Regions from separate parts of the Homo sapiens genome. Here regions 2, 3, 4 and 5 are each linked to region 1. A link is a loop called in an ENCODE intact Hi-C map of the cell type or tissue named here. Cell type or tissue: PC-3. All regions are shown on one strand. Region 1 has its middle 170 kb from the start of LINC02272. Region 2 has its middle 340 kb from the start of CTSO. Region 3 has its middle 120 kb from the start of LINC02272. Region 4 has its middle 58 kb from the start of LINC02272. Region 5 has its middle 34 kb from the start of LINC02272.

Region 1 (5,000 bases):
AAACAGGAAGATAATTTGCAACGAAACATAAAAACTATAGCTTTTATAAATCTTTCAGAAAAAGTCAAACACTGTGCTAGCATTGGGCAAATGAAAATAGTCAATTCATGTAAAAGATATAAAGATAGCTAACAAACTTGTGAAAATGTGTTCAACTGCTTCCTAATTGAGGAAATGACAAGAGAGTAAGTTTTTTTAAACCAAGTTTTATAAGTCAAGATAAAAAAGATTGACATTGCTCAGAGGTATCAAGAACATGGGACAATTGGGTCTCCATTTTTTGGTAAAAATCTAAATTGTTATAATAATTTTTAGAGGAGTATGTGGTGATATATAGCTAAACATATGAATGAGTAGTTGAAATATGTGACCATAAGTCAGGAAACCTCCTTTTACCTTTCTTGGGGTGATGTTGAACGACTTAGGCACCAGAGCAGCTTGGACTACAGGTGTGAGCCATCATGCCTCACAAAGTTTTAAAATTTTCTGGAAGAGACAAGTTCTCATTTTGTTGCCCCGGCTGGTCTCGAACTCCTGGCCCAAGCGATCTTCCCACCTTGGCCTCTCAAAGTGTTGGGATTACAGGTGTGACCCACTGCACCCAGTCAGGTGTAGTCCCTTAAATCAACTTTTTTTTGTACAATGGAGTCTCACCAGCCATTAATGAGACGAAATCAAAGATTCATCCCCACACAGAATCCCTAGATAGGTAAGGAATTCCTTTCTATATGTCTCAAGTCCATCTTATTTCGATTTTTAACTTTTGTTTCTTTAATACAAGCCGCCAACTTCTAGCTTGTAACTGGTTTTCCAAGAACCACCTTTGTCCACTAAAAATTCCTTTTGCATCCTAAACAGAATAATCTTTCTCAAAGTGCAAATCTGCACCTTAGAATATTCAACACTTTTCCCTCCCTCATCCTTCTCTTGCTTGGAAACATTCATCGGCTTCCTCTTGCTCTTAGGATAAAGACCAAAAAGCAAAGACCGAAATCCTTGACATGACTTATTGACTACCATTTCAGCCTTTTCCACCACATTGTCTTCACCATCTGTTTGATGAGACCTGAACCTCTTCAGTTACTGGAGCTCATGATACTGTCTTCCTGACAGGCTCCAGACTTGATCTCTCTCTGTTCTCTATTTGATTGGTTAGTATTACTCATTGACCATACCCTAGCTCTGCCCTGGCTAACTCAGGAAATTCTTCTCTAGTCATGGGTAAAATTCCCAATTAAATAAGCATTTGTAGCACTGTGGTGTGTTTCTCTTTCTTAGCACTAACCACATTGGAATGTTATGTCTTACTTGCGTGGTTGATTCATGTCTCTCTCACTCACTAGAGACTAAGCTGCATGAGTACGTGAATCATGTCTGGTTTTCTCTCTATTATGGGATCATATTTGAAAAAAGCTCTCTGAATGAAGGAGTAAAACATTGATCTGTTTTCTACACATGATGATGGGCTGGGAGCAATGTAAGTAGGCATGAGGGAATTTCCATCTAAGTTTATGATAGAGGTTTAAGTGTCCCCACATTACCAGTGATTAAAGAAGAGAGAAGCAAAGTGTCAGGTTAATATCACCTTTTTCTTAACCTTTATCTGGCCCCATTTTAATGAGGTCTTTCCAAGCCATTTTCATGACTTATGCACCATGGTTAAAGTTACCCTTTTTCAGATGAGTTGTACCCAATGTGGGAGAAGACAAAGTGGGATACTTGGTGCCAAGTTTAAACTGATTTGGGTGAGACTATAGTTCCATAGTCTATGTTAACTTTCGGCCTAGAACGCTTTGCAAATTCAGCATAAAATAGCTATACCAAGCATGTTTGGAGTTTTCTTGAGCCATGTACTGGTGCGATATAATCTATTAGTTTGATGAAATAAATGGAAATAACTTTTAAAGGGAAAATGCTTTTTATAAGTATGGCTATCTGTCAACTTCGTTGTTTTTCCTTATAACTCTCTCTGAATATAAGAGAGCAGTACCGATTGTATATTTTCTCTCACTATCTTCCCAAGACTAGCAATCTAATTCAATTCACTGAGGTTGAGTCCACTAGAAATTTTGTTTGTTGTCTTCATGCTTTTATTCTAAAGATAATTTAAAAATTACAAAACAGATCTGGAAAATGTCTAATGATGTAGTTTGCTGAGTATAAAGAAGTATTAAATTAGGCTAAAAGTCAGGAGCTTTCATTATGTATTCAACATACTGAATATGATATGGTGTTTGGTATCTGCTGCCAGAGTATTGCTTCTAGACAGGCTAATCTGTACTCCAAGAATGACACCCTGTGGCTGAATAGATCAATAGCAGAAAGCTCATTTATCATTCTCTTCTTTGTCTTTTAAAAAAATAGTCATTGCAAAATGGGATTTATATACAATTCACTTTAATAAAAAATTATTTTATGACAAAGCCCCTTAAATGTTTAAAATGGATTGAAAAGGGCTAGCATGAATAAAGAAAACATTTCAATATTTATTGCTCAATGTATGTGCTATATATGAGCTATGTCAACATATATCATTAACACATAGCAATAATTTGTTACACAAGTAGGTAGGGATTTTTCTCTTAAAAATAGTTCATAACATTTCATTGTGTTTAAAACTTGAGGAGTGTATTCATTTCTGTTGTTTTAACTGGAGCCTCAAGGCAACACTGAATAATCTCTAATAGCTATGTTAATATTTCTATGTTTTACAATTATAGAAATGCAAGGTAAATGAGGGTTAAAAGAATTTTCGTTTTCTTTCTTTTTCTTTTTGAGACAGAGTCTCGCTCTGTCGCCCAGGCTGGGGCGCAGTGGTGCAATCTCGGGTCACTGCAACCTCTGCCTCCAGGGTTCAAGGGATTCTCCTGCCTCAGCCTCCTGAGTAGCTGGGACTACAGGCGCGTGTCACCACACCTGTCTAATTTTTTGTATTTTTAGTACAGACGGAGTTTCACCGTGTTAGCCAGGATGGTCTCAATCTCCTGACCTCATGATCCGCCTGCCTCAGCCTCCCAAAGTACTGGAATTATAGGTGTGAGCCACCGCGCCCAGCTCAAATTGCTTTTGATTCTGAGTAATTTACTTATAGCTTGAATGTATACTTATAAGTTAATACTATAACAAAGCAGAGTAAGATTTTTTATTACAAATGGATATAATGTAGTTTAGCCATGTTATAAACGTGATGCAGAAAAACACAGTAATATAACAATAAAATATACAATTATATAAACACATTTTAATACATTAAACTAGAAAGAAGAAAATTTCTTATTTAAAAAATCATTCTTTATTATCCCTGCATTTAATGCCTCATGATATTCCTATCACTGCATTCCTTTTACTTTATTATTTTTCATTTTTCTTCCATTTTTATTTTAAGTTCCCAGGTACATGTGCAGGATGTGCAGGTTTGTTACATAGGTAAACAGATGCCATGGTGGTTTGCTACACAGGTCAACCCATCACCTAGGTATTAAGCCCAACATCCATTAGCTCTTCTCCCTGATGCTCTCCCTCCCTCTACCTCCCCATCTCAGGCCCCAGTGTGTGTTGTTCCCCACCATGTCTCCATGTGTTCTCATTGTTCAGCTGCCACTTATAAGTGAGAACATGAGGTCCTTGTTTTTCTGTTCCTGCATTAGTTTGCTGAGGATAATGGCTTCCTTCTAATTTGATCTTAAAAACCCCACATTTTCTTGTGGGCCCTGAGTGTTTGGGTCAGGGGGAAGCAGCCTCTTGTAGAAGCATGTCTATATAACTTATGCTTTGCTGTCCCTGATCTGCTACTTATTTGGAGTAGCTTGGAGGGTAAGGAGGGATATGAGTCTGAGCTGGGAGCAGCAGAGATCAGACCAGTGAGGGAGTTGTATGCCTCTGATAACTGTGAGCAAGCTCTCTCTCCCTAATTATCCTGAGTTCCTTGTGCAGTCAAAGCTAGAATTTCATCCTTTCTCCTATAAAACAAATATTTTAAATGCAATTCCTGGATTATATTATCCAGATTTGAAAAACCTTGAAAAGCTTTTCATATACTTGCTTTAAAATTCAACATATTTCTCTCTAATTACACTTTAAATGCAAACGAAGTGCCTGCCTAAAGGGCGTCCATAGACTGACTGGCTTCATAGTTGAATAAATGTTTAATTTTTACAACTGATATACCTTGTCCAGAGTACAGATAAAGCTTTTGGAAAAAATGATAAAACTACCAACAACACAGCAAAAAAGTCATTGTAAAGAAAGAGTCAAAGAAGATAACAGGAAATGTAAGTTATGTGGCTAACCCAATTTGTGCTCATATTTTGCTGTCCTGTCTTAGTTTACAAAAATGAAATAAAAAATGTAGTAAGGTGGTCCGTACTGAAACTATGAAAATCAGTCATATTCGGTGATTCACAGAACTCAGGGTTTCAATATGTACCTTAAGGTCCTCAGTGTTGCTTAAGTTCATACCAATAACGTAACATCCAAAGTAGTTTCACAATTAATTTATAAAGGTTTCCCAAATAAGAAGCCTAGTATCAGAATACATAACCTCCCACAGTCTTCAGTTTGAAGCTGAAGGCTGCCAAGACATGAACAGAGCTGTGAGACTGGGAGTATGCACACACAGAATCCCTGTGAGGAGACAGACCAAAGATAGCACAATTAGCCAGAAGAGAGTTTGTAAAAACTTGATCATATAAGCTGCTGACAACCACTGGAGCTCAATTAGGCCTGGAATTTCACTTTGGAATGGCTAGAGTTTAAATTGCCAACTACTCAAATCCACATTTACACTTATTTTATGAATCTATACTGTGGCCCAATTGCTGTAGTGGTGAAAACTACACACCTGGTTGTAAAATAAGGTATGAAATATGTTTTCTAACCAAGGGGAAAGTGTTCTCATCAGCCACAAGGTTTAATTCACGGTAGCCTCATCATCTATAATATATGATGACATCCAGGCTCAGCTGCCAACTACTGATATTAATTACTGAGACTTGATTGGG
Region 2 (5,000 bases), 180 kb after region 1:
AGTAGGACATTATACCAGAAAGTTAAAGGCATAACTTCAACTCCAAAGTTTTGTTTTGCTTTGCCTATGTGAATTGGTTTGAGAAATCACTTAATCTTTGTATCCCAGTATCTTCATCTGCAAAATAGAAACTTACACTAAATGACCACTAAGGTCTTCTCTCATCTAACATTCTGATACCAGTGGCCAAGGGGAGGTTCCTAGACATTGGTGGGACCTGGACTCCAGGAGGAGTCCCGCTCTTGACATGTCATGAGAATAAATTCAAGGATGCGTCAGAAAATAGTAAAAGTATGGAGATTTATTGTAAAGTGACACTCAAGAAAGGGGAGTGCAGGAATACTCAAGAGACAGACACACAAAAGGGGGTTTGGAGCTGCTACATTTATGTTTGTTTTTTTTTTTAATCCAAGAAGTGGAAAATTTATGAAGATTCCTGGAAAAAGATACAGATTTCTTGAAACTGTAGTGTCACCCATTTTTCCGCAAAATATGGGTGTTCCCAGAACTGTCATGACACTGGTGGGTATGAGATTTGTATGTTAATGAGCGTATAATGAGGTCCCATGTGAAACCTATGTCAAATCCAGCCCATGTTGGGTCGAGTCCATCTTAGCCAGCTTGGCCCACACTATTTTTCAGGGTTTTATCAGCCCTTAACTTCTGCAGCTATTTCAACAGTTTCCTTTTGCTAGTCATGTGAACCTGTTGCCTGGAATTTTCCATTCTCTTGTGACTACCCGGTATTATTTCTTTATCATTTTCATTACCTTATAAATGGCCTTGGTCTTCCAAGAGACTGTTTTATGTGAAAATTGAGGAGAAAGAAAAATGGTTATGGGAGATAGAGTTTTTCCCTTCTTTTAAACATACCATTAGTCCCAACATTGTTATCTGTAAAACTGGAAGAGAAGAGTAGGCCAGATGACCACAAACACTTATATAAGCCTAGTAAGATATCAGGGATGCAAATATGTACAACTATTCCATATGATGATAAAAGTTATATAGATGCATATAACATTGATAAAGTTATGGGAGGTGATTTAAGGTCAAAAACAGTAAGAGATAGAAACTCCAGTGGAGGGGTCAGCCTATGGACCAAATCCAGTCTGGTGCTTAAATTTCGTAAAGATAGATTTATTGTACTGTTAGGTTGGTGCAAAATAATTGTGGTTTTTGTCATTACTATTAATGGCAAAAACTGCAATTACTTTTGCATCAATCTAATATAACATGTCCATCATTTAAATATTATCTGTGGCTGCCATTCATACTACAACTGTAGAGTTAAGTAATTGCAACAGAGGCTGTCTGTCTCACAAAGATGAAATGCTTACTATTTGGCCTTTTATAGAAAAAAAGTTGGTTGATCCCTGCTGCAAGGTATGAAAAATGTTGCTATGTTTATTTAGGCTTGAAACTAATCAACTCAGCCAGGGTATGTGCATATCGATGAAAGAGAAAAATATATTAAATGTTCTAGATATACTATCATTTCAATATAGCAAATATTTAAAAAAAATTAGGATGGAATTTGATTAAAAAGATATGTTTATCATTAGTTTTTTTAAATGAATTAACTATTATTTTTAGGGTTTATCATGTATTTATAGTCACATACTCAAAAACTGTTTGGAAATGTCACAGTTACTTTATTTGAAATTTAACGTCTATTCAGTGGATGTTATCTAAACATTTGGAGGCTCTCCAAAAACAAACAGAAAAACAAACAAATAAAACACACTTACATTGAGGAAAATGTGGAATCCAAGGCCCTGGATTTCCTCCATATCATTGATATTGATAAGAGTCAGTGTCATGTTTGTAAATCATGACTGTAAATACATCAGCCATGTAAAGCTGATCACTTTACATTGTGATGAACTTTACATGCACCTTACTAGGATTAGACCAGCACTGTATGATTGCATAATCATGTGTTATTCATTCTGAAGTGGCAAGCAGAATATTTAAAATGCAAGTACAGAAACATGTTAAATAAATGGAGAAGAGAACATTAATTTTTAGGAGGTTTCTTCTCAGTTGAATGCCTTCCACCCACCACCCTAAATAACAAAGAATAAAGGGATAGAGTTTTATCTTGCTAGAAACTTCCTAAACAGATAGATAATGTTTACTAAGTATTCTTAGTTATAGTTTAGGTTAATAGTTCATCTAGTTTAGGTTAATATTTCATCTCCTGATATGGTAGGAAGATTTCTATGATTTAACAGAAGGGCTCATCACTGAGTAACAGTTACAACACAGTTTAATTGACATGAAATTAGAGAACATTATTTGAAGCACGAAGAAGGGCAAGTATATCCATCTTTTTTCTACCAATGTTCAGTTATTACAGAATCTCCTGGGCTATCCAGTTACTGCCCAAATTACCTGTTACCATGATAAATTACATTTCAATACAAGATGACCACAAGAATATGGTGAGGAACTGGTGCAAAGAGAGAAGAATGGTGAAAGAAGAATTCAAAGTGAAGGAGAATGGTTAGATTGGTGGGAGGACATGGAGTTAGAACAACAGAAGAATTAAGGAAAGAAAGTAATTACAGTTTGTGTGTGATGATGGTACCTCACTTTGGTATTCAATTACCACCTGGCGTCTGCTATGCAAAGAGTTGTTTAATCAGCTATAACTGTTTATGCTTTGGTATTGACTCAAGTCACATATGCTTTTTATCTGCTGCTAAATATTGAAATTACTTTTGTAACTGTAGATATCCTCAAATCTGATCTCCAATTGCTGTTGAAATTTGGTCAACATAATTTCCATGATGGTGAACACTTACTACTCCATTTTCCTATTAGGTCTTGTTTTCTCCTTTACTCATAATTGTCAACTCACCTGGTGACTGGTGCCCTGAATTTCATGTCCTTTTGATCTTGAATCTGCCACCTGTCTAGTTTTGATTCTACCCAGCTGCTCATATTCAGGCACACTGCCTTCCATGTTTTCCTTTTGCTGCCATCTACTGGAAAACCAATTACTTTATCTCAGACCCTCACTGACAACTTGCTTGAAACTATTTTGTTCCCCATACTTAATGCATTGCGTCAGCTAGAGCTGGGTTAGTTTTCCCGGAAGCCAGCATACCCAAGCTGGTAGATCTGCTCCCATATCTAAGCTGTCTAATGATGCTGCAAGTAGCTAGGGACAAAAATACTAGAAGGCTTGAAATGAAATGGCCATAAAAATGAGACGGTAAAATAGTTTTTTTCTTTCTGTCAATTTTACTGAACATGTTTTTTTTTTTTTAATGTACACATTTTGCCACATTCCCAGGGACCTGCTATCTGGTTACAGAATGCTTACTAACATTAGGCTCTTATTAGCGAGGAGGTCGGTTTCCATGTAGAGTTTATATAAAAGAAGCAAGTTAACATTGGCATTGGAGATAGACAGACTTAACATTTAACTCTAACATCAACATTAATAAGCAGTATTAATGAGGAATAATTAGGTATTTCTAAGTCTCAGTTTCTTATCTTTAAAGTTGTGGTTATATTACTGTCTAATAAAATTTGTGATAGAATATTTAGGTCAAATTATGTTAAAGCAAAATGAAACCATCCCCTTCATCTTTTTCTAGACATAGTTCTGGTCTATGACATCATCCCTGTATTTATCTCTCTTTCCAGCTTAGGCAAATTCTTTGTCTATAGGGAATGATGATTCATGTATGTCATGGCCTAACTGGACACAAGCCAAAGGAAAAAACAGAATCTACAAGTAAAATGGAAAAGGCTCTCAGGTTCTTTAGTACAGACAGAATAATCATGTCATTTTTTTAAACCATTAATATGCAATTTACGAGAACTTGCATTTCAGTGATTTATACTATACCTCCAGGTTTTGATTTTAAGCTTTAAAAAGCCATGTTTAAATCATCAGAAGAGACATAGCTGATCAAGTTGAAAGAAGCCAGTTTCTAAGAAAAGCTCATTAATGGACTCTAAACCTAGTGACATTTGTCAGCAATGTTGTTCTTTCTATTCCTTTGGCAAACACAGTGCTAAAAGTGCTTGATGATAATTATAGAATACAGCTCTAATTGAAAAAGAAATGCTTGAATATTTGAATGGTTACTGGTACTCTTATCCTATCTATGCCTCCATGAAAAATCCTGTTGAACATTTGCCAACTTGAATCAGGACCCACTTCATGTGGAGTAGATTAATTTACCCTTACAATCCCCATGCATTAATAAACTTGGTCAACAAAAATGGCAAGGTGGCAACTGTAATGATTTAGGCTCAGAATTTCTTGGATATTGTTTTTTGTCAATGTAAATAACTAGAATAAAGTTTAAATGCTGCAAATTAAGAAAATTCTTTTCATGATAAGGTTAATGCTCACCTTGAAATCTGATATTTTCAAAACATATCTGCACAATTATCTTATAATTATTCAAGTACATTATGAGGATATTTCATATCCTTCCAGTGAGAACAAGAGTTGAGAGAATTTATTGCAATGCGGTAAAGAAAGTGAAAAAATATTGATTTCTGAGTCTTTCAAATGCTTTTATCTTCACATCCCTTTATATTATTTAATCTCAGTGTCTCAGTCTGTTTGAGCTGCCATAACAAAATACCAGAGATTGGGTGGCTTAAGTGGCCGATATTTATTTCTCACAGTTCTGAGGCTGGAAGTCCAAGAACAAGGTGCCAGCTGTCTCAGGTCCTGGTGAGTGCTCTCTCTCTCTGACTTGCAGATGGTGGCCCTTCTTGCTATGTCTTCACAGGGCAGGGAGAAAGACAAAGGGAGCTCTCTAGTGTCTCTTATAAGAACAAGCACATTAGGCCAGGCATGGTGGCTCACGCCTGTAATCCTAGCACTTTGGGAGGGTGAAGTGGGCGGATCACCTGAGGTTGGGAGTTCGAGACCAGCCTGACCAACATGGAGAAACCCCAGCTCTACGAAAAATACAAAATTAGCTGAGTGTGGTGGCGCATGCCTGTAATCCTAGCTACCCGGG
Region 3 (5,000 bases), 52 kb before region 1:
AAACCAAAGACAGAAACCAAGGGCATGCTGTTGTCCTTAATCAATCACAGTTACTGTTAACCATTATAAATACCAATATTAATGTCCAATACTTTATTATGCTCCATCACAAACATTTTATTTTAAACCTGAGTAGACATTGTGCTAAAAAGTTAACAAGTGCAAGACAAGTAATAGAGGTAAAATTCTAATTCGAATTAGCAAAGGAATTTATTGACATTCAGTCTAGAAATTAAAACTTAGTTTAAAAAATGGTAGTTTAAAAACTTAGCTTAAAAATTGCATGATTAAGAGAGTTGATGACTTGAACTTCAACACTGATAAAGTTAGAGATTTTTAGAGTTGAAAATAAACTATTAGCACCCATCTCCTAGTTAGTAATTGAATCATTCTGTAATGTCTCCCCAAGTAGTCAGAGAGACTTCATCAATACCTGAAGGTTTCCTCCTGATATGGTTAGGGCTTGTTTCCCCACCCAAATCTCATCTTGAATTGTAATCCCCAGGTATTTATGGAGAGACCTGGGAAGTGATTGGATTATGGGGGTGGGTGCCCCCATGCTGTTATCATCATATTGAGTGAATTCTCATGAGATATGATGGTTTTATAAATGGTAGTTTTTCCTGCACTGACACAAACTTATTTTCTCGCGCATTCTGCCATAATTGTAAGTTTCTAAAGGGCTTCCCAGCCATGTGGAACCATGAGTCAATTAAACCTCTTTTCTTGATAAATTACCCAGTGTTGTGTATGTCTTTAAAGCAGTGCACGAACAGACAAATACACCTCCATAGGGAAAATACATCTATCTATTTCATTGGGGGACAGCTACATTTGTTTAAAAATTTCTTTCTTTTGTTGAATCTAAATTTTGCCCTACTTTTTCAACATTTAATGATTCCCAGTTTGACTTCAGGAAAAACTGAGGAGGAATCTAATCCATCTGGATTAGCATGTCTGAAGACAGAGGTATGGTACACTGAAGTCTTCCATTCTCCAGATTAAATTGTCCCTTTCTTTAAAACAATTTATCTTATAACATGCCTTACTGTCTCAGGAAAACAACCATTCTCTTGTGTATGCTCTCCTGTTTGCAAAGCACTTTTCAAATGGATGATCTAGAATTTGATCCAACACTCCCAGTATAGTTTGACCCAGGCAATGTTTTATTTGGTGCTTCTCTGGTGCTACAGATGGAGCACTGTCTTCCTTGGGAGACACATTAAATAGAGGAATATTGAGCTTCCAATTATGTTAAACTGTACTATTAAGCCATCCATCTTTTTCTAATACTTATGAAGTTGAATTATTGGCTTGAAATGCAAAAATGTTAAATCTGTTAAATTTCATTTTCATTGATCTAGTCAATTGTGCCAGACCACTGATTCTTTTTGTCCATCTCTGACAACTAATAAAAGGGTTAGAAAACTATGGCCTGTGGGCCAAATCCAGTTCACTGCGTGTTCTGTAAACAAAGTTTCATTGTAACACAATCATGCTCATTTGTTTATAAACTGTCTATGGTTGCGTTTCTGCTGTAACAGGGAAGTACTTATGACAAAGACTGTATGGCCCACAAAACTTAAGATATGTACTCTCTTGTCATTTACAGAAAAAGTTGTTTACAACTGAATTGGTATATCAGCTGTCTCTTCCTGTTTCCTGCAGATTTAGTGATAATTCATCTGTCTTCTCACGAAGACTGTGGATTACAAGGTCAGTCCACAAACTGGACATTCATAAATAATAATGAATTCATTAATTTGCATTAATTCATTTCACCTGATGTGATGGCAAATAATTAAACTGTCATCTAGCCCACATTTCCTGCTGTCATGAAGAAATACTTTCCTGAAACTCAGATATGCTTTCTGCTACTCCTAGGCACAACAGTTCAGTAATTTAAAACTGGAAATGGCTTAACTGAAATGACTTCTTAGTGAAGCCATGTTTGCTCTTAGAATTCATCAACTTCCTAAGTGCTTGTCTAGCCTATTTTTTCCCCAAAATATATTTCTCAGAAATAGTACTTGTAGAACTTGAATAAAGAGTTTCAAAGTCAAATAAGTTGATGAAATGCTACATTCTGCATTCGATATATTTTGTTGTGAGTTACAATGCACATTAGCATACTCAAAGGTCTGAGAAATTATACAGTAAATACACTGGTTTTAGATGATTTCAACACATTCTTTCCCCACATTACTTAACCATAGAGCCTCCCTTTCTTATTATTCGGAAACTTTGGTGGAAGAAACTTTAGAAAAATTTGTAAATTCCTATGAGGAAGAATTTTAACACAGCCTCAGATGCTGAAAAACTATTTCTTGTGGGCTTTTAGATATTTGTGGACAATAAGCAGGAATAGTTTGAATTATGAGAATATCTCAGAATTTATAGTTCCATTTTAAGAATGAATGTTGGTTTTGTTCTGTTTTACCTGAAGTTACTAGGCTGGATTTACATTTTTAGTATTGATACAAGAGTGAGTAATATCCTCTGATTTTATAAGAGCAGTTAATTACCATGGAAATAACAGGCATAAACCAAAGGAATAAAACATAGTAACAATATGAAACTTTCCATGAGGGCCAGAGCTATTTCTGACTTATTTGTATATGTGCAATTCATTACCTTGCAAGTAGTAGGTACTCATTACATTGTTGGATGAATTAAGTAAAGGCATGCATTTTTAACTATCATGGTCCTACTAATTTTCCATTCAATATATGTGTTTCTACATTACTGGTATGGTAGAAAAATTTCATTATCTTAAATTGGCTTTTCTATCAAAGTGTATAAATAAAAACCAGAAATCGCCAAATTGAAAAAATAAAACGAGTGTTACTCATTCTTCAAGAAGCAAAAAGTCCCATTTGATACAAACAAAGCAGTTATATTCAGTGTGTCTACACAGCCTTTGGGGGCAGGGCTTGAGGATCAATAACCATCAGGCTGTATGATTTTTTTAGGCTGAAATTTAAAACATACATAAATGTGGAGCATAAAATGAGAAATAAATATGCAACTGTCTTAGATAAGGATCTACAGATTTTTATGAAGAGTTGCTTTGGGGAATATAATTTTAGTAGTTTACTTTTAGTTACATATTTGAGTACAATATTTTAGAAAGTATTTTTAAACATACAGTTTAAGTGGACATTTTAAGTGTCGTGTTCAAATTTTAATGGAAATTTATTTGTTACTTACTTGAATCTGAATTGTTTAGTGAATATATGTGGTTGAAGAATTTTGTTTGTTTTTGTTTTTATTTTAGAAACTATGCTAGAGGCTGTTGTAAGAGGACTGTCCCTTTTGACAGGCCATGACATCTGACACTCCATTGGTCCTTAAGGTGAATTTGACTAAGTGTTTGGTTAAATCAAAATGCTTGTTATAACACAGTCCTGTTATGACAACTCTTTTCTTAAAATAAAAACCCTTATTGGCTTCTAGAAATCACCATTTTTCTAAGAATTATTTAGTAACTCTTATTTTACTTTTTATCCTTATATATTATATTTCCCCCCTCAGCATTGGGCTTTGCCATTTTACTATGGCGAGGATTTTATTTCCACCTTAAATTTTATTTTAAACTCCTTTGACAAATTTCCAACAAATTGGTTAAAGCATGTAATATTATTAGCAGTTTATACGTTGGTTTTGCTCTAGATTACAATCTCCTTCATTTCAGGCCTCATACTTCATCTTTATTTGTATCAGCATTCGTTCATGGTATCTTGCAAATGGTAGTTTTTCAAATGTATTTTTTAATAATTAAGAAATGACACATATACATAAAACCTCTTGAGATGGAACCTAGCATAGGATAGGCACTCAATAAAGATCTGATTGCAGAAAAGATGCAACCTCAGGCTTTTGACATATCACTGATTGCTTCCTCGGGAGCTCTGAGTCTTGGTCGATCATGGGTGTGCTCGCACATGTACGGAACTGTGCTTGGGAGCATGAGCTCTGGAGTGTCTGCATGAGTTTACTTCTTATCTCCTACCATAGGCTGTGTGAGCTTTGGCAAGTCATCAAACCTATCTGACCTGAATATCCTAATCTATAAAATAACTCTCATTGGATTTCTGTCAGGATTAAATGTTTACAAAGCCCACTGCATGCAATAATAATTTGTAAAAAAAATTATTATTATAGTTTGTCATCCAAACTCATATTTTAAATCACATTTATATTCCATGAAAATAGAGCATTCAAATATCATTAATGATTATATTTTGTGGTAGTATTATGACTCCTTAAAATCCTAGTTGCCTGTGAAAAACAGCCTTGTGTTACGGATTCTGCCTCTGAAAGTCCCTAGACCAAGCATTGGGATGCTCTAATGGAAAGAGTTTCTTTTTTTCTTCATCTTTATTTTTTTGAATCATCAGACTTTTTACATTGTTCCTTCTGATCTGCTCCTCAGATCTTATAACAGACGTCCATATTTCTACATCCCAGAATATATACTTATCAATATTTTACTATATACTGTTTTACAAATATTGCTAAAGTCACTTTACCATGGCATCCTTAGTCCCATCATTCCCCCGGATAATGGCTGGATTCCATAACAAATAAATAGCATTGTTTTGACTTTGATTTTTTAAGTTACATGAATGAATTATACTGTCTACATCCTCCTTTTCCTTTCTGTTTTCCTCCTGCATCTTATGTCTTAGCGATTTCCCCATAGGTTCCATAGATATTACTATAATGTTGATACCTACATGAATATGTAGCTATGATCAGTGATGTCAATACCTATATCACTGTCATGCCAGTGTCACAGCCAATATTTTACCATTTAACATGTAATGTTTCACTTCATTAATAAATACCACTTTATATAAAACCTCTTCTTACTGATGGACTATTAGGTTGTTTACAGTTTTATAATTTTGGTAAGAATACTGTAATAACATAATTGCCCCTGGCGTACATGTAAGACAGTTTCTCTAGGTCTAGAGTCTTAAATGCATACCGAGATA
Region 4 (5,000 bases), 110 kb before region 1:
AAATTTGGAGGGAGACAGAAGTAGAGCAAGGAACTAGTAACAAGGTAAGAGTTTGAGGTATTTTGTCACAAGGTAGTTAAAACATTTGGAGTGAGATTTCATAATCAGCCCTGTTATCTGTTAGTTGTGTGATTGTTTATCTTTCCTCACCCTGTTTTCCAATATATATCCTCCAATATACATCCTCGGGACAGCCATTATAACCCCCTGATGATGTTGGTATAAGTATTCAGAAAAATAATCTATATAAAGCACTTACTTCCACAGTGCCTGGCAAGTGTTGGAGATCATTAATGTCATGTCAGTGGAGATGGAGAAAGTGGGCTGCATTTAGACAAAATCAAGAGGATTTTGCAATTGATTGGCTTTACAATATGGAAGGAGAAGTCAAGGGTGGCTCCCAGGTTTTAGGTTTAGTAAGCTGGGAGAGAGAGGGGACAAAGAAGGCCTAAAATTGGAGGAAAGATGGTAAAGGCACTTTCGTTTATTTTGATCTTCAGATGCCTTCATGTCCTCCATGTGCGGATGTCTACTAGGCAGTATATGAACTCATCTATAAGGGCCGTGGTTGGAGTTAAAAACTCTAGATTGCCTGCTTATAGAGTATGGAGTGAGAAGAGAGGAGTGAATCCTCTGCCTTCTCCCGCCCATCATTACTTGCCACTTATACATGATTCATTGTGCTGTAAGCACAGCTTTATTACAAATAATCAGGATTATTAGATTAGTACAAAAGAATTTGATTTCATCTCTATTCTAAAGAGTTCTAATTAGATAAAATTGATGGTTTTCCTTGTCACTATATACACCTAAAATTTTCTCAAGAAGTAAAAACAAACAAAACGTATAATTAAGTAATGTCATAAAAGAAATTTTAAAAATTAATCAAGGATTACCTCCAAAAATGCCAGAAGAAAGTTTCTTCTCCTTTTGAATACAAATAATTCATTTTTTAAGCAAATATATGTGTATATATATATTTTTTTTCCACCAGAGTCTGTTGGGAATGTTTTCTTATGTGCCTACTTTGAAAAACTAACTTGTATCTTGCAAAGCCAAAAATGAGCATTCTCAATGGCCCAGCAGTTCCACTCCTAGGTATATCCATAGAGAAACTCTTATAGGTGTGGACCTGGAAGCATATACAAAATTCTTTAACACAGTTTATAAAGGCCCCAAACTGAGCAAAACTTGAATATCTATACACAAGAGATAGAATTATTATTATTATTATTATTACTACTATTATTATAGTGTTACATCAGCAAAAGTAAATCTCAAAGACAATGTAGGGTGATTAAAACAAGCTGCAGAGGGATATATTTGGTATAATACCAGTATTATAATATAATAATATAATATAATATATAAATTAATAATATATAAATTCCCCATATATCCAAAACTTTTAAAAATATATTGTTTAGGCCGGGTGCAGTGGCTAACACCTGTAATACCAACACTTTGGGAGTCCAAGGCAGGCAGATCACAATGTCAGGAGATCGAGACTATCCTGGCTAACATGGTGAAACCATGTGTCTACTAAAAATACAAAAAATTAGCCAGGCATGGTGACGGGCACCTGTAGTCCCAGCTACTCGGGAGGCTGAGGCAGGAGAATGGCATGAACCCGGGAGGTGGAGCTTGCAGTGAACCGAGATTGTGCCACTGCACTCCAGCCTGGCCAACAGAGCGAGGCCTCAAAAAAAAAAAAAAAAAAAAAAAATATATATATATATATATATATTTATATATAGTTTATAGGTACATATATTTAGCAAGAAAATAACAAAATGCAAAAACTTATCAACAAAAAAATTCATAGTCATGGTTACCATTTTACAGGGGGAAAAGATCTGTAATTATTGAAGGGCCCAAAAAAATTTACAGGCTTTGGAAATGTTCAATTTCTGAAGTTGATGGTTGGTTCAAAAGTGTCTGTTTTATTATTATTACTCCTTATGTAAATTATAAAATAGGTTCTTAGTTTATCTCTTGAAATTCTATAAATATTGCCTCAATATAGAGGCAATGGAATATCGTAGCTATTTTTCAACTGAGGAACATGCTTTGAGAAGATAAGTAACTGGTTCAGGGATTATCATCGAATGGCAGAGTGTTATAACTCAAAGATCACAATATATCTACTATATACAGTGCCTATTTTTCTTCTGAAATTAGAATGAATGTAGACATATAAATATTTAGGATTTCTAAAATTAAGATAACTAAAAATCAAAGAAAATTTTAAACATATTTCCAAGGGGGTTTAGGACTAAAATGGGACTCAGAGGTCATTTGGTCAATGGAAGCACAAGAGAAGCCATGTATCTTCCCCAAGGACAAATAGCCAAGGACACATGGTTCACTTGTGGCACAAAAAGGACTGAAAACAAAATCTCAAGACTCCTGGTCTAGGACTCATTAATTTACAACAATAGACTGTGTGTGCTTTAATAATATTCTCTTCATTTTCTTTTTCTTATTTCATGGTTTTGTCTTCCCAAGGGGAGTGGGAAATTTGAAAAATGTAAAGAGTATTGAATAATTTTTTTTTTCTTCAGAGATCTCTAAAACAAAGTGAAATTTACAGATGAACTTGATCACACTAACAGGCTTTAAATATCCTGTTTATCCCAGGTTTTAATACAATGGGTCTTTCATAATTTTTAAGAGGTATGTGGAAATCGTAAAGAGTTATTGCCAGCCTGTTACGGAGGAATGTTTTTTCTTAGACAGATAAGAATCAGGTTAGTATTTGCGGTGCCAGAAATGAGATAAAATTTCACTTCAGAACTTGAGCTGTGTTGATCTACCTATTCTCATTTTATGTAGCCATTTATAGCAGTCAGGGTCAGCAAACCGATCTGTTGCAATTACTTTTCTGCCATCTTAAAAACGTGATCACTCCTAAGTGGTGCACATGACATTCAACAGCACCACCAAATGAACTGGCCACACTAATGGCAACACAAATGTACCTGCTTGGCAAAATGCTGTATATTTTTCAAGGGAAATAAGGCAATTATAAGCCTTCTTTTATAAAGTCAGCTATTTTCAGTAAATGGTATTTGACCTAAGGTGAAAGCCCTATATTTGATTGGAGTATGGAAACTCTTCATTTTTTCCCTTTGCCCTACTTACATTTATTTTTCATAGAGTTTATGGCAGAAATGTTGTAGTCCAAGCAGCAAAATAACACTTTCCTTTGGACCTCCTGATTTTCCTACCGTTAACTTTTATAATAACTATTGCAAGTTATGAAAAGTACCGTGTTTGTTTTTTGGCCAGCACTGACATTTATTTTGAGAAATTAAAGAAAGTGAATTCAGTTTATGTATATGCATAAACTTCAACTTCCTTTTTGTTAAAACTTTTTCAAAGAAGACATTTTTCTTAAGACAAACTTACCAACATCCTTCAAATTATGTAAGTTCAGTTTTTCCATATTCGAAGTGCAAAACTGGATTTGCAGATAAAAGTTTTCACAGTAAGTCGGTATTCTGTCTGTGTAATAAGATAGAAGTTCTTGGGTTGCATGCTATTCAACAATCTCACCAAACACATCTGAAACCTGAAACCTGGGGCAGGTATGAATTTCTGGAAGACTTTGGCAAAGATAGACCACACCTGTTCCAGCTTCCAGTAAAATAAATCACAGTTGTAGAAAGAATTGACCATTAGCAGTAAGAATATCCTTTAGTGCACTTTCTCCTTTTCAAAGTGAAAATCAAAACATCAGCTCCTTTCTGCATGTCTTCACTCATGCAAGTTCTTCTCTGTTTTTATGAATGCTATCTCTTAGATATGACACATAGTTATACTTATTCTACATCTCTTAATTGTCTTACCAGTGTCAACTAAAGATATTTAAATTATATCAGTAAGATTTAAAGTGTTTAAAGATGCTGAGACAAAATGCCTTGTAAATCTAAAGTACTATATAGCTATTTGGGATTAAGGCTCGACTAATATAAATCTCTCACTGAGGTTTTCAGTGTTCATGATGAAAAGTTGAAGAATAAAATGACAGAATGAGAAATATACAAGTATTTTTTGTTTTAGTACTGCCACCTCTTGTATCACAGTGATCACCAGTGGGGTTACATAGCTTGATTTCTATTTGACATTCTTTTATGAGAAGTGATGGTAGAGGCCACAGATAATTCATGAACAGAACAGTTAATTTACTCAAACATTTCTTAGGGTACAAAATTAAACAGCGTCATTCTCAAAATAAAACACATTATTCCAAGCAGCAATTTTGTTAAAAAAAAGAAGAAAAGAGAAAAAACAAAGACTAAGTACTAAATCTTTAGCATAAACTTAATTTGTCACAGCAACCTTTTAGGATCTATGCCTCAAATACATCAAAGTTAATAAAGGCATATTATAAAACAAAATTGCAAAGAAATCATGACTCGTTATATTCATGATTGAACATTTACATGATTACTATATAAATCATTTTTTTAATATATCTGCCATTATAGCTGTTACATTAAAATATCTATATAAGTAGAATTTTACTACATCACATGCCTAGGTAATAATTCACACAAAATGAATGTCAAATGCAAACACTGTCAATAAGAAATACCCAGATGATGAATGTAACATATTTAATTACAGATATCCCAATTACTCTGAATTAATCATTATACTTATATACAGGTATCAAAATATTACATGTACCCCCAAAATGTGTACAACTATTGTATATAAATAACAAATAAATTAAAAATGATTTTTAAAAAAGTCATCAGTACCTGTAGACAGTGATTAATAGGTGTAAGTGAAAGAAAATGTCTGGACAAGGTAGCCTAATTTTTTTAAAGCTTCTTCACTATACAATTTGTGTTTTCTCTTTACTAACACCCGTTCTGTTGAGTAGATTATTTTACTATGAAGGAAAGGTAATAGTCAACAATATCTGTTTTCTTTTTTTCAGTATTTCTTATTTCTTAATGATAATACACCAGTACAAACCTTACTACAAG
Region 5 (5,000 bases), 200 kb before region 1:
CAAGAGGAATAAGAGAACTATGTCTTTTTATTCTTTTAAGCATGTAGAAACTGGTTATTTCAATGCTTGGCACATAATGAGCCCTCCCTAAGGCTGGCCACTACTCATATCATTATTGCCATCATCACTATTATTACATGTCACTTGGAAGGAATTTGAATTGGTCAATAATATTTTTTGCCTAGCATGAGAGCTATACAGAGGAAGGAAGAGGAATATTTTAGGAAGTCAAAAATAATTCACTTAGCTTGCAACCCAGGAATGCCCAAAGGAGAATGGTAAGAAATGAAGGTGGAGAAGTTGGCTAAAGAGTCCTTTGCAAGTTGGGATGAGGCTTTAGACTCCAATTTTGCAGGTGTAGGTAATTGGGAGGCCATTAAAGGCTTTTGAATGGTATGATTGGGGTCTGCTTTATCAGATTAATCTGGTAGCAAAATGCATCTTGCATTTCGTAGAGGTAATTCAAGATAGATACAGCACCTGGACACATGGAATGTACCTTGCCATTTTGACACAATTGTCTATCAGATTTCAATGTTAAAAACATAGTGTGAGTCAAAGTTTAGAAAGAGTAAGCCTCAAATTAAGGAATGTTGCCACTGAAAGATTAATGTGATTGGAAATTCTTTGGGTTATAGTTAGTTTTGAGCCAAAAAAATAAAAATAAATGTAAGGCAAACGTTGTCAAATTGTTTAAGTTTAGTGCCTACACAAGCTTTTCTCAGTACTATTTTAATATCCTAGAAGAGCTATAATAGTTGGTCACAAAATTATTTTTTAGGCCAGATACATATGAGTTGGGCAAGGGATTCCTTTGTTTATCATGGTGTCCATATAGTTTTCTGATGTCTAAGAGAAAGGGTTGGATTACATAAAAACAGAATGTTAGATTTGATTTTCTTTTTCCCTTTACTTATAGATATTTAATTACTAGTAACTAACCCCATATTGCCTATACCCAAGGAACACAGTGATAGTGAAATTTCAATGCTTGGCGATGAAGATGTATTTAAGTCATGACATAAAAATAGCCACGTGGTTTTACTCACTCTTCCTGAGTGAAAAAAGAAAGCAAAACAAAAGAATACTCCCCAAACTCACTAATTCGCCATTGTGATCCCCTAGAATATCCCCTTTCTAGATAACAGGTCTCAGTGAGGAAGACTGAGGTGATGAGGTGGCACATTTATTTTTTTTTCTAGCCACAGGAGAATCAACCACATAATTATGTCAACCTATTTGTCTTTCTCTAATATTTGTATTTAAACATAAATTTGTGTTCATCATGTGTGGCTGAAAACACTGCTATTTTCCAGTTCAAATATGGCTAACGTGATTAGAGTCGTCATGGAGAAGAAAAAGTACTCTAAATGTGACTGACTAATTAAGTCTGGTTTTCTAGTGTGGAACAAGAATGTACTTCCCAGCGGGCTCCATGTATTGGCATCACCCAGCTGTTTGAAGAATTTTCTTGATGAAAGCAAAAACCGAAGGAGAACAAGGAAAAACAGGTGGTGTGTCAACAGCAAAGTTTCAGTGTGACATCTGCAGGTGGCTCTGTGGATCCAGGGTCAGGGAAATTGACTTCAAAAGAGTCTTCCTTGGGATGCCAAGTCTTCAGAAACTAAATGAGAGTGGAGAGAGTTAAAAGAGCCTTAAAAATAGTAAAAAGGGGAAATAAGGCATATCAAGGCATTCATAAACTTTAGAAAAGGATTTCATTCTGTTCAAATACGTCTATTTATCTCTCATCTATCCAATATACATATCACTCTTCTTTTTGGTATAATATTAAAACTGCAGAATACTGTATGTTTCGCTATGTCCATAATCACACACGCACACACACACACACACACACACACACACCTCAAAACACCTATGAAACCTTTTATTGTCTTTTATTGTCATCTCACACCAAACCAGTAGGGTGTGCTCGTAACTCAACATTTTACTCGCCACAGCCCCACCCTGACCCTGTGGTGTTTTTACTAACGGTAAACAAAAATAGCATATGTTGTAAGAGACAAAACGCCCAATCTGCATGTTGCTCTTGCATTTGGTGTCATGGCTTATTAAAATGACATATTATGATATACTTGCTTTGGTTTCTCTGCTGAAATGTTGATCAATGTGTTCCTCAATGAAATGAAATGTTCATCAATGTCTTCTGGTGAGTAATCCCCCAGTCACCAAAATTTCTGTCTTGTCTCCTGAGTCTTTCTTTTGGACAGCTGGCATTATTCAGAATTGGTTATAGGAATCCTTCTCATAAGTAAATACTTACACAGAATGATGAGAAACTAAATTACACTGCTAAATCATGTCTATATTTCATCGCGTAGTACTTAAATGAACAATGCAGAAGCCATCTAGTAACATATTCCACTGCTTTTTACTTTTAAGAAGCAGACCTCATTTTTCTTGCTGGAAAGTGAAAAAATATAGTTTGACAAAAACTGACCTGGAGTAGAACTAAGAGACAAAAATTAAGCATGAATACAAACAGTTCTTTCCAGGATAAAAATAGCAGAACATTGCACTGGCTTTCCCATTTGACTTTGTAATTTGTGGATGTAGAACACACTTAGTGGCCTTCATGGGCTGTACATGTAAAAAAGTTGGCTGAAGGATGCAGACAAAATGGATAATATGAGCTCATCTGTCTCCAAACACTGTTTGGTTAATGACTGTGTAGACTACAATTGTTTAATTGTACCTGGAAAAGCTAAAAAATGACTAAGCTTAAAAATGTCAAAGCGTATTCGCATTTGGATTGGCCAATAGTATATTTGCCCATATTTCTATGCAAGGTCAAAGTTAGGAGAGGATATATCTAGATATTCTATGACACCCCACAGGTCTCATAGATGTAATTCTTCATTGGGAATATTTAATATGCCTTTTTAACAAGGTGAAAACAAAAGCACACAAAAAGAGGTTATACCAAATATGAGGCTTTTTAATTATTAAAACCTTTATTTAAAAATGAATTTGCTGCAGTGTGAAAAATGCAAGTCATGATATGCTATCCATGCTTTTCCTTTCACCTCCTTCCTTGCAGTTGTCAGGTGAGAACCATGCTAGTGGTTCTGGCCAATGGACTGTTAGCAGAAATGACTTGTGTCAGGTCTGGGTTGGGATAGTTTAGAATTGGTGAGTCTCTTTTAATGCAACCAGTCTTAAAGGCACATGTTCCGAATGGCTGGATATTACTTACATTAGGGCCATCCAACACATATCAGTCTCTATGGAGTGAGAAATAAACCCTGTGTCTCTTAAGCTTTGAGATTTTGGGGTTTGTCTGGTAGCAAGCATCAAGAATCCTGATTAAAATATAATGTTACTAGTTTTTAAATAAGTATGTAAACTATATTTTTATATAATTGTTACAAATAAAAGTGTTTAATTCAATTATTGCTTATTTATTTACAAATAGATAATGTATTAATAGAGTTCATGATTTAAAAGTGGAATGGGCTATAGAGTGAAAAAGCCCTTTTCAATTTCTGAACCCCTGATCACCGATTTCCAATCCGTAGGGACAGACAATGGCAATAGTTACTTATATCTATTTCCAGAGATATTCCACATATATTGTATTCTTTTTTGCACAGATGAAAGCATACTATATACTATTCTTTATTTTTCTTTTGGTTTACAAGAAGTCTTCATATATTAGGAGTATTGGCCTTTTGTCTATGATATGTATTGCAAATGATTTTTCTCACAATTTCATCTGTCTTATGACAAATGCTTTTCTAATGAAAAATCATTTATTTTAGTTGAATTTATGTATCAAACTTGGAAGATTTCTGAGATGATATTTTAAAGTGCTTACCTGCTTTTGTCTCTATCTTTTGTTGTTTTATTTCCTCACAGTTAAAATCTTGATAAACCTGAGGAGAGTTTCTAATTATGCATCCAACTTTAATGTTTTCCTAATAGCTACATAGTTGTCTCAATTCTATTAAATACTTTGCTCACTGATTTGAAATGCAACTTTTATCACATCTACTTTTCCATAACTTCTTGAAGCTATTTCTAGATTCATTAGGTCATTATATTGATGTGTCTCCCTATTTGTGTGCCAGCATCAGTCTTCAATTCATGCTAATAACTTCTACACTCATTGCTTCAGTGAAATTTCTCTTGTCCAAAGAAGATGTTTAATACACTGTGGAAGTCCTGGCCATATGTGGCAGTTGAGGAAAATGGGATGAGAGCTATCAAACAAGTAGCAGGTGGTGTGGAAAGGGAAGGCCTCTCAGAATCACTGTATTTTTATTTGTTTTTTGAGACAGGGTCTCACTCTGTCACCCAGGGTGGAATGCAGTGGTGCAATCTTGGCTCACTGCAAGCTCTGCCTCCTGGGTCCAAGCAATTCTCCCATCTCAACCTCCCGAGTAGCTGGGATTACAGGCGCCCGCCACCATGCCCAGCTAATTTTTGTATTTTTAGTGGAGACAGGGTTTCACCACATTGGCCAGGCTGGTCTCAAACTCCTGGCCTCACGTGATCCACCCGCCTCGGCCTCCCAAAGTGCTGGGATTGCAGTCGTGAGCCACCGTGCCCGGCCAGAATCACTGTATTTTTAAATAGTAAGCCTGAATTATTATTTTTTCTTCTTTTTAATACTTTGGGCTATAGAAGTGAGGTTATATAGAGCACTGGGAAGGTAAGCTCATTGGTAGGTACCTACATCTTCCTATATCTTCCCATTGCTGGTAATTTGAATCTGCTGATATCGCCAACTCAAGTTAGGAGTGGAAAGTGTCTGGTTAACCTTTTTTTTTTTTGGCTCAGAATGACTCATTTTCCCCCCAAAAAATTAATAAGAAATATTTCAGAGAGATTATAGTAATACACATTTTTAGTTGTTCAAAGTTCTCCTTGGAAACTGACTGAATCAGGGTAAAAATATAGACTCATAGTTTATCTGGTATAGTTTACATCACTCATTCAATATTTTGGATATCTCAAGTATGAGAAAGACTTTG

Evidence for each region. A loop is a pair of places that touch in the nucleus more often than their neighbours do. Peaks named below come from ENCODE experiments on the same cell type or tissue, not always from the same donor. Only the 100,000 strongest peaks of a DNase experiment are listed, where the experiment ranks them.
Region 2: a loop joins it to region 1, with 2.7 times the contacts of the local background. A loop is called at or near these places in 7 of 110 quality-filtered maps.
Region 3: it touches region 1 in a loop (7-fold over the local background); 2 of 110 quality-filtered maps call a loop at or near these places.
Region 4: it touches region 1 in a loop (4-fold over the local background); 5 of 110 quality-filtered maps call a loop at or near these places.
Region 5: it touches region 1 in a loop (12-fold over the local background); 22 of 110 quality-filtered maps call a loop at or near these places.

Annotation. Positions count from the first base shown.
Region 1 is chr4:156,472,770-156,477,769 of GRCh38, reverse strand. No RefSeq gene overlaps it. Among named protein-coding and RNA genes, the nearest start is that of LINC02272, 170 kb to the left of the region's middle. In PC-3, a CTCF peak has its summit at 2,294; DNase peaks (open chromatin) are centred at 1,239 and 2,269; H3K4me3 peaks cover 277 bases; H3K27ac peaks cover 1,899 bases.
Region 2 is chr4:156,292,794-156,297,793 of GRCh38, reverse strand. No RefSeq gene overlaps it. Among named protein-coding and RNA genes, the nearest start is that of CTSO, 340 kb to the right of the region's middle. In PC-3, a CTCF peak has its summit at 3,000 (motif pointing left); DNase peaks (open chromatin) are centred at 3,053 and 3,693; H3K27ac peaks cover 366 bases.
Region 3 is chr4:156,524,971-156,529,970 of GRCh38, reverse strand. No RefSeq gene overlaps it. Among named protein-coding and RNA genes, the nearest start is that of LINC02272, 120 kb to the left of the region's middle. In PC-3, no CTCF peak of the experiment used is centred here; no DNase peak of the experiment used is centred here; H3K27ac peaks cover 1,550 bases.
Region 4 is chr4:156,582,060-156,587,059 of GRCh38, reverse strand. No RefSeq gene overlaps it. Among named protein-coding and RNA genes, the nearest start is that of LINC02272, 58 kb to the left of the region's middle. In PC-3, no CTCF peak of the experiment used is centred here; a DNase peak (open chromatin) is centred at 2,729; H3K4me3 peaks cover 1,107 bases; H3K27ac peaks cover 1,299 bases.
Region 5 is chr4:156,674,343-156,679,342 of GRCh38, reverse strand. No RefSeq gene overlaps it. Among named protein-coding and RNA genes, the nearest start is that of LINC02272, 34 kb to the right of the region's middle. In PC-3, a CTCF peak has its summit at 1,957; DNase peaks (open chromatin) are centred at 1,962 and 2,182; H3K4me3 peaks cover 571 bases; H3K27ac peaks cover 1,273 bases.